2 separate regions of the Homo sapiens genome follow, and region 2 is linked to region 1. Evidence: read pairs that join two places in POLR2A ChIA-PET (ENCODE). Cell type or tissue: Panc1. All regions are shown on one strand. Region 1 overlaps USP12 (ubiquitin specific peptidase 12). Region 2 has its middle 86 kb from the start of USP12-AS1.

Region 1 (8,000 bases):
CAGCCTGGCCAACATGGTGAAACCCCATCTCTACTAAACAAAATACAAAAATTAGCTGGGCATGGTGGCAGGCACCTGTAATCCCAGGTACTCAGGAGGCTAAGGCAGGAAGAATTGCTTGAACCTGGGAGGTGGAGGTTGCAGTGAGCCGAAATCACACCACTGCACTCCAGCCTGGGCGACAGAGCAAGATTCCGTCTCAAAAAAACAAAAGAGAGAGAGAGAAAAAATGATTTTATGGTTGTCTTTAGGGGGAAGAAGCATCTACACCTACATTAGTAACAGCATGATCCGGCGGCAAAAGCACTAGACTAAATACGGAGAGGTCTCAGGCAGAATCCTAAAATCAAATCACTGGAGTCTGAAATAATCTATTTGTTAATTTCCTTACCTGTAAAACAGACTACTCCTCTCTATGGGTCCATCTCATAGATTTCACAGTTTTTGTTTGGAAAAAATGAACTAATAATAACAAAGTAATCTGAAATGTAAATACTGACATTGGTGAAGTTTCTTCACAGCAGGTATGTTACAAAAATATATTCTGCGTAATAGTTATTTTCACTAATGTGGTAATCATGTTTTGTTGGTTTTTTATTTTCAATAAATTTTCTAGAAAACCACTTCTGATCCCTTTTTGCTTGATAAGTTTTACATACATTAAGCTAAAAAACAGAATGCTGTAGTTGAAATGGACCTAAGATCACAAAGAGGTGTATATAATCCCGTCATTATATAGAGGTGTACATAATTCCCCGTCATTACTTTGGGAAAAAGTGGATGTTCTAGGTATGATCTCTCCCACTTTCCTTTACCCGCTGTATCAGAAGTACTTTTCATTAGCTCATTTTTAGCAAAAATGAGTTCTGTAAGCTACAAATGTGATTTTTAACAACATATACATGCCTTTTTTTAAAAAAAATATAAGTTTATAGAAGATTTTTCCCTAAACCAATATGAACCCAATCAATTTAACAAGTTTGAGGACAAAATTACTGAAACATTAAATCATGTAAGTAATTTTAATCACTTAACCTTATTTCTCTCTTGTTATTTTAATTCACTTCTCACTTCCTCGCCAGGACCTTTGTCCTCTTCATTTTTCTCCAAGTTACCTTTCAAATTCCACCAAGCTTCCCTCCCCACCACTCCCAAAAGCCTTCCTTCTCCAACTGATGCAGGCCTCACTCCAAATACCAGTCTGTCTTCCCTGTACACATCAAAATACAGCTTATCAAGTTTGTATCAGTTTACATTATTATACACAAAGCTGGTCTCCCCAACTAGACTGCAAGCCCTTTGGAACTTAAACAGCTTTGAATCTCTAGGGTCTAGCACATAACCCAACTTAATGAATATTCCTTGACATTAATTGCAATGGACCTGATTGCGCCATTAGTTTTACTGGGTGAACTGTGTTCCCTAATAAAGGTACGTTTAAGTCTTAAGCCCCAATATCTCAGAATATGACCTTATTTTGAAATAGGGTCTTTACAGAAGTAATCAAGTTACAATGAAGTCATTAGGGTGGACCCTAATCCAGTGTGACTGGTGTCTGTGTAGAAAGGGAAAATTCGGACACAGGCATAGAAGGAAGACAAAATGGAGACAGAGACACAGGGAGAATGCCATGTGAAAAGATTGGAATGATGCATCCACTGCCAGAAAACCACCAGTAGCTAGGGTAGAAAATGGAAGAGAGTCTCCTCATAGCCCTCAGAGGGAACCAACCCTGTCGACATCCTGATTCTGGACTTCTAGCCTACAGAATTGTTAGGACGATAAATTTCTGTTACAGGCATGCACCACTTAATGACAGGGATACATTCTGAGAAATTGACTGTTAAGCAATTTCATCATGGTGCGTATGTCATAGAGTGTACTCACGCAAACCTAGATGGTACAGCCCACTACACACTTAGGCTATGTGGTCTAGCCTCTTGCTCCTAGGCCACAAACCTGTACAGCATATGACTGTACTGGATCCTGTAGGTAACTGTAACACAATGGTAAGTATTCATGTCTCTAAACACATCTAAACGTAGAAAAGGTACAGTAACAATACAGTATTATAATCCACACACAGTTTCTGGCACTTTGTTATGGCAGCCCTAGGAAACTAATAAAATTATTGTTTAATAAAATGAAAATGTGCAAACAGTATTATATAACCAAACCTTTCAATATGATAGACATTGAAGATCATGGGAAATTAAAATGCACACAAGAGTTTTGACATGGAATGAAACATGATGACAACCAAAAATATACACTGTTAGGTGAAAAAGCAAATAAACCTGCAGTTTTAAATTTTGGGGGGAGTGGGGGTGACACACACACAATACCTCATGTTTGTATATGCACAGGTAATGTCTGGCAATAAACACACACATATCCCAACTCTTTCTAGCAATTACTTCTTGGGAAAGGGCGGCCCCTCTTCCTTGTAAGAAATGAATTTTTTAAACTCACACAATTTTGCAGTTTTAAAAATAGTAAGTGGTTTGGTTTTTCTTAAACTTCTAAAATTGCAAAATTAAAAGAAACTACCATTTCTAAGGTAATCAGATATCACATTTTTCTTTAAGAGTATATACAGTTAAACCTGAATAATTTAATTCTTTTAAAATCCTCACTCTGGTAGTTCAAAAAACAATGTATCAATTACTAAATTACAAGGGCGTATCTACCACCCCATTTCTAAAAGTTACCATGACATTATATTTCAAAGTCCATATTAAACACAGGCTGTTCCTAAAAATGTCAGGAAGAAAATAAGATTTTTCAAACACCATTCCATTTGCATCAGGCATATAATTCTGGTGTTTTACAAGTGTTCTATCATTAAATTTCATTTCTCAACTAGGCCACACCTATTCAATCCAGCCTTCTCTATCAATATCCAGTAACATTTGCAGAGGGCCTTGTTAACTTGGATGTCAACCAAAAATGTACCCAAATATCCTAACTCTCTTTAACAGTCTGTTCTAGATTTATCATCTATACATTTATCTAAACTCAAACTTTCCTACACCTTTATTTTTTATCATTGTGAGATCTGAATCTGTGAAATGCCTAGCAATAGCATCACCAAGTAGCCACTCAATAAATGTCAGACTCCTATATAAGTTCCTTGGGAAAGCTAAAATTACAGATGTCACATTCAACTTTACAAGTCAGGGAAGATGACCTAAGTCATCATTAACATAAAATGGCAAGAACATCACGGTAGGCTATTAGCACTGAAATGGTATAATAACTACAACCCAGTTTCAGAGATGAAAAGGAAAGAAAGTAGACTATTAAAGCAACTAACATCTGGGATGAAAATGTGTAACAGAAGAGAAGCTTTAAGGACACAAGGAAGTAAAAACCTGAAAGAGCGGAATTGCGAACACTTGGCAGGAGGAGTAACCTGAGCAAAGGCAACTGTGCAGTCTTTAAAGAACGAAAATACCACCTTAAATACATACCATGTGTCAATTATACCTCAGTAAAGCTGGAAAAACTCAATAAAGAAAGAAACTAAACAGAGAACAAAAAAAGGTGACAGATTTCACTTGTATCTTTTTAGTTAAAAAGGGCAACATAATGTCTCCAACTAAGACAATGATACAAATATCCAAGCATTTTTATCTGGCTAAGGCTTGATGTGTATAGTGAGAAAACAACCAGAAGTAAAAGTTGCTTCCTTTTAGTTTTTCATTTGCCAAGTTAAGTGAAGGCCTCTGCTTTAACCAGTCACATGACAATGGCAGGTCCTTGTTCAGCAGGGTCCCCCGTGGAGGAGATATAAGCCTCCTCAAATTGAAAAAAAAAATGCAATAAAAACAAATGAAACTAACCAGTAAACTTTAAAAAAGTGAACTGTCTTTAAAAAAAAAAAAATGCAACACCAGACAATGAAAAGATTCTAATTTGCCTAGCAGAACCAAAAGCACAATATTTTTGGTTTTGTTTTTGGTCCGTTGTATCTAGTTTTTGAGCCTTTGATGTTTCAAATTTGTTCCAAATTTTGTCCACCTTTACATAAAAACCCTGAGCACATCAGTCTGAAGAAATTATCAGCTTTAAACCTCTAGGTCCATCAAACAACAAACAGTGAAACCACTTGATTCCTATTCCTCACCTGTTCTTAAAAGAACCAAAGCATCATGTTTCTTTTTTTTTTTTTTCCCCCTTCAACCTTAAGTTACAGGGTACATGTGCAGGATGTGCAGGTTTGTGACACAGGTAAACGTATCATGGTGGTTTGCTGCACAGCTCAACCCATCTCCCCGGGTTAAGCCCAGCATCCATCAGCTCTTCTTCCTGATGCTCTCCCTCCCGCCATCCTCCCCACAGGCCCCAGTGTGTAGCGTTCCCCTCCACAAAGCGTCATCTTTCAAGGCCGTTAAGTCTGAAACCTTCTAAACATTATATCCCGTTTTGTGGAAAAGAGAATCCCCCTGCTCTATTAAGATATACCTCCTAACGCAAACTTCAAAGTCCCAGCTACTACCCCCAAGGTACCACCTTAACCATCCTGCATATGAGTCTCTTCATTAAGCAAATTAAACAAACAGGGAACCTTTGCAACATCAGCAAAGAAAAATTGTGAAACAATATGCCAGAGAAACAGCAGAAATAATTTCTTCAAAGTTATAACGGCTAGATTTTTGGACTAAGATAATCACATACAAAGCAGAATAAATGTTCATCTACAGAATCTCAAATTATAAATGCATTTTCCATTCCAAAGAACAAAAGCCTTGTATTTTATTGTCTCCTTACCCCTACAACTTAAGTACTTTATGACTTATTTTACTTGTGCCCAGATGGGCTCTAATTTTGAAAGTCTCTTTTCAGGGATCCCTGAAAAACCCAGGTAGACCAATACTGTAGAAATAAAGGCAATTTACTCACTATAATTTTATACCTTTAAAAAAAAATGTTACTAATAGGGAATTGCAGTGTTTACTGCCATCAGAAGTTAACTACAGGCCAGGTGCAGTGGTTCACACGTGTAATTGCAGCATTTTGGGAGGCCAGCTACATCACTTGAGTTTGAGACCAGCCTGGGCAACATGGTGAAACCCTGTCTCTACAAAAAAAATTAATTAAAAAGAAAAAATAGCTGGGCATGGTAGTGTGTGCCTGTAGTCCCAGATACTTGGGAGGCTCAGGCAGGAGGATAGCTTGAGCCCGGGGGGCAGAGGTTTCAATGAGGCGAGACTGCACCACTGCACTCCAGCCTGGGCAACAGAGCAAGGCTCTGTCTCAAAAAATAAAAAAAAATAAAAAAAAATTAAAAAGCCACTCATTAACTGTACATTTTTAACATAGTAAAGATTTTAAGGGTAATCTAAAACTTTGCTTCATGGATCATTAAAATACTCATTTTCAAACTTTGAAATGACTACGCTTTGTCAAAGGTAACTTGTGAGCTCCGTTACAACTCCTACAGTCCACAGTATCTTAATGTGCTTTCCATCCTTTCCTTAAGAGGGCATGGAGTCTTACCAACAATGACCATGTAAGGGTGATGTTGATATGTATTTATAGTACAAAGGACGTTCACATGTGTCATCTCATCTGATCTAATGGGGAAATTATTATTCCATTTCATAACTGAAACCAGTTAAACGGCCTACCCAAGTGAAAATAATTAGTGAGGACTCAAAGTCACACACACACAGATATGCAGCCGAAAAGTCAGGAATAAAAATTCCCCAATCTCTTGTTTGAAAAGGAGTAATTTTGTCTCAACCATCAAACCTGCAACACATTGCCCTGTAGATGTCATAACGAGTTTGCATGTCTAGAAATTTGGACCCCATCCCTAGCTGCTGCAGGGCTGACTTTAAGCTTCCTTTTCCATTTTGTGAAAATGGGGCTAATACTACCTAACCTTTCCTAATTCTGAATGGATCTTCAAGATGACAGATAGAGAAAGACTAATAACAACAACAAAATAAAATTAATGCTTTTGAAATACCTCAAAAAAAATCTATTGTTAATTTTCTTAGTTGTGACAATACTATCGTGTTACTGTTAAAGAGATTGCCCTTTCATTTTAGGTAGGTTTCTTATTGAGCAATATTTTGTTTTTTATCCATTCTGATAGTTCCTTTAATACAATGAAAGTAAGTTTGAACCATTTGGATTATTATGATTAATGAACTAGAAGAGCTTATTTCTTCCACCTGTGTTTTCTGTCATTCTTTTTCATTTTGTTTTTCCTATTTTCCTTCCCTCAGAGTTTGAATGGTAACGTTTAAATGTCTGCTGCTACGGAAGCAAGAAAATTCACTCCCTGTGTGGGTGTGTATTTATCCTTAATTTTTTAACATGTATATACAATCCAAAATTTTCCAATAGTGGTTGTTTAGTTGGCTCTTAAACAAGGAGGCCCTTAACAAGTTTTAACAACCCACTGAACTGTCCTTGTACCCCATCCATCTTGTTTTGTTGTCATTTTCTCTTCTTAAAAAAAATACAAGCAAATTTTGAAAAATCAATGTAATTCAATTTACCAGCATATTTTTACCAACTCCATTGTTTCTTATATCCTCATGACTGTCCTCTGGACTTACATTTCCTCAGGCTAAACACACACTTTAATAATCATTTTAATGTGAATCAATACTTGGTAAACTCCTGGTACTTCTTTAAATATGCCCCCTTCCTACTCTCCAGCCTTACTGTTCACAAGACCCGCTTTCACGCCAAACCACCTACAGAGCCTAAGAGTAACACATTATCTATTTACATCTGGTATCCCATCCCTCCATGTCCACATAATAAAGGCCATTCATTTTGCAAAGTTCAACTCTCTTCTAAGAAGCTTTTTCCTGAAGCCCTCTTCTCTCTCCCAAAACCACCTTCTCTTTCACATATAATTACCATTACTTATACCAATAAGAAAAACATCTCATTGCATGCATTTGTTTTATACGTCCATCCTCTTCTACAATACTGTAAGTAGAGCTGGTTTTCAATCTTCTCATCAGGACACACAGAGAAAATAGTATATGTAAAGCCCACAAGAATACAGACATAGCCAGGTGCAGTGGCTCACACCTGTCATCCCAGCACCTTGGGAGGCCAAGGCAGGAGGATGGTTTAAATGTAGGAGACAGCCTGAGCAATAGAGCAAGACCTGTCTTAAAAAAAAAAAAAAAAAGAAAAAAAAAAAAGAAAAGAAGCTACAGGTAAGACAGGTATGTCTGCTCTCACCAGAAAGGGACTGGCTAAGGGTCTCCTATCAACCCAGATACCTCCAGGCTTCCCAGGGGTCAAGAGGACTACTTCCTCAGCACAACTATAACCCACTCAAGACACACTGAATGGGAAGTTCCATAAGACCAGAGTTTATCACAGTCGTCTTCATGTTCTCAGAACCTACATGCAGCACGATATAATGTAGGTCTCCATGAATCCTTCCTCAAAATACTTTAGAAAAAGCACTCTTTATCCCTACAAAAAGGAAAAAAAAAAAAATCACTAGCATCAGGTAGAGGCTTAGTAGGTCACTAAAATAAAAAGCACTAAAATAAAATCAAAGGCAACAGTACTCTAACTCTACTGAAAGATATTATGATTTAAACCACCCTTTACAAGTAGAGAATGTGTGGATGCTTCCTCTACCCATGAAGCATTTCAGTTAAGAACATCTGTCCATTATCACTGAAATAAACATCTACTTCTTGTTTTCAGTTGGAAATAAATTTTTATTGGTACGTAGCTTTGGACATGTGGCTCACTACAGATAAATAAAGCAAGCTTACACATCTCTTCTTTAGACATAACATACTGTTTAGAAGAAGCTAATGGTCCTTCTGAAAGAGAAGCAGCAGCAAAGCATAAGCCAAGGAACAGAGAGGGCTATACCACCTCACACAGTGGTGCTCTACATTAAATTTCTTATAGTTTACACTATCACAAAAGTCTTCGAGTTTTGCTGTGAGAAAGCAAAGACTTACTAGTTTTTCTTCCTAAATAAATGTATATAAACTGCC
Region 2 (8,000 bases), 120 kb before region 1:
GTCATCGCCTCAGCCTGGAGGGTCAGCTAGTGCCTGTCCATCCCTGCAGGGCAGCTGCCTCTCACTAGGAGGAGAATGCTGGGTTTTGCACCTGGGAAGTCTCAGAAGGTGGGACATTCGTTGGCTAAGTAGAAAGCTGAGCAGATCTCAGCTCTCTCTCTGTTGAGTGCCCAAGCACACATAGAACTACACACGTGGTATCTCAGCAGTAAGGCCTGACAGCAAGGCAAGGGGGGACAGGCGGGAGGTGAGTCATGATCCTGCGTGTGCGTTGGTGCTCATTCTGACCCGCGCACCGAGATGGAAGCTGTGACACAGGAGGCTGTGTCAGCGCCATCCCAGCTCTGCAAGTACATCCAAATTCCAGGTTCCCGCCTCACCTCTCTGGTCTACCTAAGAGTTCACAGCGCAGTTGCAGTGCTCTGGGTTCCTGCCTGCTTCATGGTACCAGCCCATGCCCTTCTGTGATCCACACGCGTCCGGGACCTCATGCCCAGCCCCCAAGACATCCAGTGCAGAGGCACAGCCAATGAATCACCCTGCTGTCATACCTGCCTTCCCATTTTCAAAGATCCTTTTCTAAAAATACTATCAATGAATGCACTGTGGCATGGAAACAGAAGACAGCCGACTTAAAAACTGAATCTCCGGGCTTGGAACTTCCCCTAAATCATATTCTGGCAAAACATCTACAAAGCCCAAACACATTCTTGACCTTTGAAGAAAATGTCAGTGTGGAGCAAAGGCCTGTGTTCTGACCCCACCCAGCTACAAGAATTTCCTCCCTCCTGCCCGCACATCTTCAAAGAGTCCCTGAGATTCCAGGCTGGTTGCTACTTCCCCAGGGGAGCATTGCATGCATCTTTTCCATGTCCTGGAGGTCCAGAGGGGCTTTATAAAGTGGCCCCAACCCAGCAGCATCTGGGGCTGTGCTCCTGTTCTGTGCTCTAGGGGAAATGGAAGCAGGAGTCAGATTTGTCTTGGAGGATTCCTGTTCATCAGCAGGAGTTCTGAGTTACATGCCGAAAAGCAGACTACATTTTTTGCATTGCAGAGTGCTTCTGAAAAACACCATTCTAGAAAGGGGGATCATACATCCCAGTTTGCCTAAGACAGTTCTGGTTTACAGCTGTTATTCCTGTATACGTATTAATAGCACCTCTTTTACTCTCAAAAGCATCCCACTTTGGCAATAAAATTCCACTTCCCAGTCCTAGTCTTCCCATGACTGGATGGTGGCTGTTAAAGCCTTGGCCTCTAGAAGCGCCCCGGCAACTGGCACTTAGCTTATCTCTGAATTGTCTGCCGGAGTGAAGCTTAATTAAGATCTTGTTAGTTTGGGGAGAAAGAATCAAGGACATTTGGCAGCACATCCCTCACTTTATGTCACCCCTAAGTGAGATCCCCAGCCAGCTTCAGGGGGGCATTTTCCTGTCACCAGCCTTCTTGGTTCTCAGGAGCAGAGTTATCCTGTAGCAAGAAATGTTCACATCAGAGGTTTCCGACTTGCACAGAGAAGAGTCCGAGGAAGTGGGGAGACCTCCCTTGCTCACCCTCCCCTACTAACTGGCCAAAGCCTTCCTGGCCACCGCAGGACCTCAGAGTGCATCTCTGGCCTTTCAAACACAGTGTTATCTACTGTCCATAAACAGCGACCAAGAAACTCAAAAAGAAGAACCAGAACAGCCCAATGCCTGCACAGAGCAGTGCTCAATTAATACTTGTTGACTGATTGACTAATACATACATGAATGAAAGAACAACAAAATTGACAAATATCTGGCCCTCTGTGTGAGCTGAGAGGAAGCACATCATTCTAACACAGCACCTGAGAGCATTCTCACACCCAGAGCTCAAGGAAAATCAACACGCAAGGAAAAAATTCAGGGAGGGAGGCACCAGCCACCAACTCCCCTGGGGTGGCGGGTGAGCATGTGGAGAGGCCACAGCTGTGCACAGCTGGGTCTCTGTTGCTCAGCTTCTGGGAACCGGCAGGTGCACGTGGCTGTCCTCAAGGTTTTGCTCCACCTCCTGTGCCTCATTCCAGTTCCCTTGAGGGAGAGAACTGAGGACACTTCTGTATCCCTGAGCCTGGAGGAATTATAATAAGATGCCATCTCCGAAGAGAAGGGAGAGGGGCCAAGACCTCACTGGGGAGCAACCTTGCTCCTCTCTCCAACCTTCTATGGCTCACACTTACCAACTTTGCTCTTCTGTGGTCTCTTTTTCCCAAGATCCTGTTACAAATACAACATAGGCTTAAAAGCAAAAGGCATTAGCAGAGATCATTTGGGTCACTTCTTAATGATACGAAGATACCATTTGGTGAGTTTTCTACACGGGGCTCTTGCTCAGTGTTGGCAGTGCACAGTGCTCTTAGGGACATTTTTGAATGTAAGCCAAAAGTGTTTTTGAATATGCTCAATTCACCAAAAGATATAATTTTATGTATTAATAACATAGCTTCAAAATATATAAAGCAAAAAAATGACAAAACTAAAATGATAAATAGACAAACCCATGAAGATTTGGACAACCCAATTTATCCCTTTGGAAAAGAGTGGCATTATGTTTAAAATTATGGATATGGAAATCCAGAACTTCCAATTCTAGGTGCAGACTATAGAGAAACTTGAGCACGTGTGCACAGTGACTCACCCTCAGAAATATTCATCACAGCCTTGTCCACTGCTAACAACCCATTCCACAGCCAATTTTCCATTTACAGGGAAGTGAATAAGTAGTTGTGGCAGATTCATACAAGAAAATGCTATACCGCAATGAAAACTCAGTGAACTTAAGCCACACATATAGATGCATCTCAAAAAGCAATGTTGAAGGAAAGAAGCAAGATAAAAGCACCCAGGCCGGGCACGGTGGCTCACGCCTGTAATCCCAACACTTTGGGAGGCCAAGGTGGGTGGATTATTTGAGGTCAGGAGTTCGAGATCAGCCTGGCCAACATGGTGAAACCCCACCTCTACTAAAAATACAAAAATTAGCCAGGCATGGTGGCGGGCGTCTATAATCCCAGCTTCTCAGGAGTCTGAGGCAGGAGAATTGCTTGAACCCAGGAGGTGGACGTTATAATGAGCCAAGATTGCGCCACTGCACTCCAGCCTGGGAGACAGAGTGAGACTCCATCTCAAAAAAAAAAAAAAAAAAAAAAAAAAAAAAAGAATCCATAGAGTATGATTCCGTTTCTATAGAGCTGAAAAACAGCCAAAGCTAAAGTGCATTGTTTAAGAATACATACATAAGCGATCAGACTATAAAGGAAAGAAAAGAGATGACCATCCTAAAAGCTAGGAGGATGATGACTCTGCAAGGAGGAAGGGTTTGGCCGGGGAGACACACCCAGGGGCTTCCAGGGTGCAAGTTCTAGTCTAGTTCCTGACCTAAGGAGTATTACCCAGGTGTCCACATCATAATTCTTCATTCAACTGGACACACACTTTTACGCAAGTTTATGTATGTGAGGCGTATTTACCAATAAAAACAATGTTATCAAAAATGTGGGAAAGGCTGGGGCCAACGGGGTCGAGTGCCCCTGGCTGGGACTGTCCTGCCCAGAGAAGCTCTGCCTCTCTTCTCTCCCTCCACCTGCTGAGAGGCAAGGGAGCCTCCGGTCTCCCCATCTATGGGGGTCTCCCCTACCCCCAGGTGGTCTAGGTAGCAGCTGGTCCAGACCTGCCATGTCTCAGGTCCTGGGGTGAAGGCTCCCAGCCCCTGGCTCTTCCTGGTGGGCAGCTTCTTCCCAGATAGGCTTTTCCTCCCACGGAAAGATGTATGCGTGGGCTTGGGGGAACAGCCACGTGACTTGGTCCTGGGCCCCCAGCCTGCCCAATAAAGAGGCATTCTCAACACGGTCCACATTAGCTTATCAGGATCCAAAGCAGACATTTGCCTTGACCTCCATGTCTTGAGGACATCAAGGGGAGAGAGGGCTGTAACAGGGCAAGATTCAGACACTCAGGCTCTTCAACCCTGTGGCATTGTCTGTTCCCAAAGCCCAGTCCCAAAGGTGGAGGCAAACAGGGCAAAATATTAGAGCCAGGCCTTTGGGGTAAAATCCCCCGACCATGCTCCTTCCATTCCTCAGCCAGAACTATTTGGTCCCTAAAAGTGAGCTGGAGCTGAGGCATTTCCCGTCCACCCGGGGGTCCCAGCCATGTTCCTAGGCTTCCAGGAAACACTTTTTCTCCAGATAGATTGCTGACACCTGTACATAAAATAGACTCCCATAAACAGGCATTTTCCAAAAGCTTTTAAACCGCAGAGCGTTTACTTAAAGCCTGAGAAAATAAGCCTTAGGCTCATTTTCCTCCAACAAGGAGCTCAGCTGCTGCATTCTCCAACAGTGACTGCCAAAATTGGGCAGGAGAGGCCCAGGGCGCAGGCCCGTGCTCCCTGACGCTCCGCAGGCCCGACCACAGGCTCCCCAGAGCTCCCTGGCCCGAGTCAGGTCTGCCCCAGAGACTAACAAAAAGCAGGCTTCGGCCAGGCGCGGTGGCTGATGCCTGTAACCCTAGCACTTTGGGAGCTACTCAGGAGGCTGCGGCAGAAAAATTGCTTGAACCCGGGAGGCGGAGCTTGCGGTGAGCCAAGATCGCACCACCGCACTCCAGCCTGGGCGACAGAGCGAGACGCCGTCTCCAAAAAAAAAAAAAAAAAAAAAAAAAAAAAAAAAAAAAAAAAAAAAAAAAAAATCTCCTTACTCTGCTCTCCTCACTAGAGGGAAAAGAAAGCCACAGGGCAGAAGACAGGAAGGAGACAGCGCCCAACACTTCTCAGGTCGGGAAAATGGCTTTTAACAGTGAAATCAAGCTCTGCTTTCTCTTGTGGAAGTAAATGGAGCTAACTCCACCTTCAACTTCCGTGTAGGAGAGGTGGCCAGGCCTGTGTCCAGCGGGGTGCAGCTAGCTGGGCCCAACAGCGGGGAGGCGGGTCCCTCTCCCCAGTCACAACTAGGGCCTCCCTCCTCCCTGATAACATCCTCCCTGCGCCCCATTTCGTCCCTCCTGCCTTTCCATTCCAGCTACTGCAAAGGGCGAGGACTGTGGGTCTCACCTCCTTTCCTTCCCGCCTCCTCCAGCCCTGCAGCCTCCTTCTGTCTGCATGGTCCTTGGAAGCTTCTGCCTCCAGGGCACCTTTTGGGGTTGGATGCTCCCACCCACACTCCGCACCTGGACAGTCTCCCACTGTCCTTTCCAGGAAGTCCTGGACCCTACACTGGTCCTTCTCTGTTCCCTTTGTGACTTTTTGCTTCCACTCTTGCCCCGCTCCAGTCAGTTCTCCATACAGCATCCTGGGTGACCTTTGAAAATAAAACAGACCTGACCTGGCCAGTCTCCTCCGCAGAACACCCCAGGGCTCTCCATGGCTTTCAGGATGACAGCCAAAGTCCTCGCCAGGATCCCCAAGGCCTGAGCCATCTGCCCTGCAGTCTCCCTGCTCTCAACCCTGCTCTTGACCTCCCATCGGCCCCTCCAGGCAGGCTGCCCCCTGGCTCTTCCTGAAATGCATCAGCCCAGGCCCAACTCGGGGCTTCCCCTCAGAGGTCCTTCTGCCCCATATCTCGGCCTAGCTCCCCAGCCCTCACTTGATTTCCATCTCTGCTCCAATGCTTCCTCTTTAGAGAGATGCTCACCACATCAGCCTCTTCACCCATCACTGTCTCTCCACCTACCTGCACAGGGCATCCACGTGCATGATGCAATGTATCACATATGACAGAGTACATATTTGTCTGCTGCGGGCTCCTTCCCTAGAATGGAAATCCTAAGAGGGCAGGGGCCTTGTTGGTTTCATTCATTTCTGCATTCCCAGAACGTAGAATACCAACACATAGCAGACACCCAATAAAATAGGCATCGGATGAATGAATCAATGATAAAAAAATTATATAAATAGTTTAAACATTTTATTTTAACTTAAAACACACATATGGAAATTCACTTGCCAGTATTTTGAGTGGGGCCAAAGCCTTTCTTTGAGTGTGGTGCCTCCACTAGGGAGCTTGCCCCCTTTTTTGCATAAATTCCACCTAGAAAGCATTCGCCACAATTTCAAATGTTAATGTCTTTTTTTTTTTTTTTTTTTTTTTTGAGATGGAGTCTCACTCTGTCGACCAGGCTGGAGCTCAGTGGCATGATCTTGGCTCACTGCAACTTCCACCTCCTGGGTTCAAGCGATTCTCCTGCCTCAGCCTCCCGAGTAGCTGGGACTGCAGGCACGCACCACTACACCTGGCTAATTTTTGTGTTTTTAGTAGAGACGGGGTTTCACCATGTCTCGAACTCCTGACCTTAGGTGATCCACACACCTCAGTCTCCCAAAGTGCTGGGATTACAGGCATGAACCACTGCCAAATGTAAATTTCTTTTCTTTTCTTTTCTTTTCTTTTTTTTTTTTTTGAGATGGAGTCTCACTCTGTCGCCCAGGCTGGAGTGCAGTGGCACGATCTCGGCTCACTGCAACCTCCACCTCCTGGGTTCAAGTGATTCTCCTGCCTCAGCCTCCTGAGTAGCTGGTACTACAGGCACGCACCACTACACCTGGCTAATTTTTGTATTTTTGGTAAAGACGGGGTTTCACCATGTCTCAAACTCCTGACCTTAGGTGATCCGCACACCTCAGCCTGGCAAAGTGCTGGGATTACAGGCATGACGGCATGAACCACTGCCAAATGCTAATTTCTTTTTTCTTTTTCTTTTCTTTTTTTTTTTTTTTTTTTTTTTGAGATGGAGTCTCGCTCTGTTGCCCAGGCTGGAGTGCAGTGGCACAATCTCGGCCCACTACAACCTCTGCCTCCCGGGTTCAAGCGATTCTTCTGCCTCAGCCTCCCGAGTAGTTGGGATCACAGGTACGCGCCACCACACCCGGCTAATTTTTGTATTTTTAGTAGAGATGGGGTTTCACCATATTGGCCAGGCTGGTTTCGAACTCCTGATCTTGTGATCCGTCTGCCTTAGTCTCCCAAAGTGCTGGGATTACAGGCGTGAGCCACCGTGCCCAGCCCAAATGTTAATTTCTTTAAAGAAGCATCATAAGATCTTAAAGACTCATGAAAAGCAATTTCAGCACAGAGGCCTTCCTTATTTTCATTATATTCCCCTAATCTTCCGTACACTTAATTGAAAGCAAATGTTTAAGTCAATTTGCCCTTAGTGAGTCTTTCTAAATCATTCAACTTAGTTTTCAAGAAACAACTTTCTTTTTGTGCTCATTATATTGGTTTACATAATTTGCTTACATAATCTGTAATTAAATGACTGAATCACAATAACATGTATTACAGGCATAAGCTGATGTAGGGACAAACACCACTCAACTCAAAAGCGTGCAGCTGAGCAGGAAAACTGCCTGTGGTCACCGGGCCATGGGGATCTGCTGGCACATTTGCTCCATGAGTCAGCTTAGAAGAGGTTGGATGACAGAGCTGGTTCTGTAGTATGCAAATCCTGGATACAGGCACATGCTCATTCTGATGCGGACTGGCATGCCACCCACAGAAAAGAATAGGAAAAGCAAAATTAGAGCGCGAAATGCGACAAGGATCCAAACAAGAAATTTCCCTCAGCCTTTCCCAGCCAAGGAAAATTCCTGCATGAGAAGGAACTGAAGTAAATATAAGGAAGGAAGGAACTGAAGTAAATATAAGGAAGGAAGGAACTGAAGTAAATATAAGGAGGGAAGGAACTGAAGTAAATATAAGGAGGGAAGGAACTGAAGTAAATATAAGGAAGGAACTGAGTAAATATAAGGAAGGAAGGAACTGAAGTAAATATAAGGAAGGAACTGAAGTAAATATAAGGAAGGAAGGAACTGAAGTAAATATAAGAGCCACAGTGAATGTCGGGTTTCTAGACATAGAATTGGCCTGTATCATTAGTAAGCTGAACTTGGTTTTCATTTTTTTTTTTTTCTGTCCCCCAGGCTGGAGTGCAGTGGCATGATCTCGGCTCACTGCAACCTCCGCCTCCTGGGTTCAGGCAGTT

What was found. ChIA-PET counts read pairs that join two places held together with the same protein. Peaks named below come from ENCODE experiments on the same cell type or tissue, not always from the same donor. Only the 100,000 strongest peaks of a DNase experiment are listed, where the experiment ranks them.
Region 2: POLR2A ChIA-PET joins it to region 1 with 19 read pairs; 5 of 35 experiments call an interaction of 5 or more read pairs at or near these places.

Annotation. Positions count from the first base shown.
Region 1 is chr13:27,156,621-27,164,620 of GRCh38, forward strand. All of the region lies in intron 1 of USP12 (ubiquitin specific peptidase 12), which reads right to left. USP12-AS1 (USP12 antisense RNA 1) reads left to right here. Exons shown (of 3, transcript NR_046547.1): 2 at 6,240-6,303. Among named protein-coding and RNA genes, the nearest start is that of USP12, 11 kb to the right of the region's middle. In Panc1, no CTCF peak of the experiment used is centred here; no DNase peak of the experiment used is centred here; H3K27ac peaks cover 1,591 bases.
Region 2 is chr13:27,035,811-27,043,810 of GRCh38, forward strand. No RefSeq gene overlaps it. Among named protein-coding and RNA genes, the nearest start is that of USP12-AS1, 86 kb to the right of the region's middle. RefSeq lists an enhancer at 1-1,186. In Panc1, no CTCF peak of the experiment used is centred here; a DNase peak (open chromatin) is centred at 7,371; H3K4me3 peaks cover 612 bases; H3K27ac peaks cover 8,000 bases.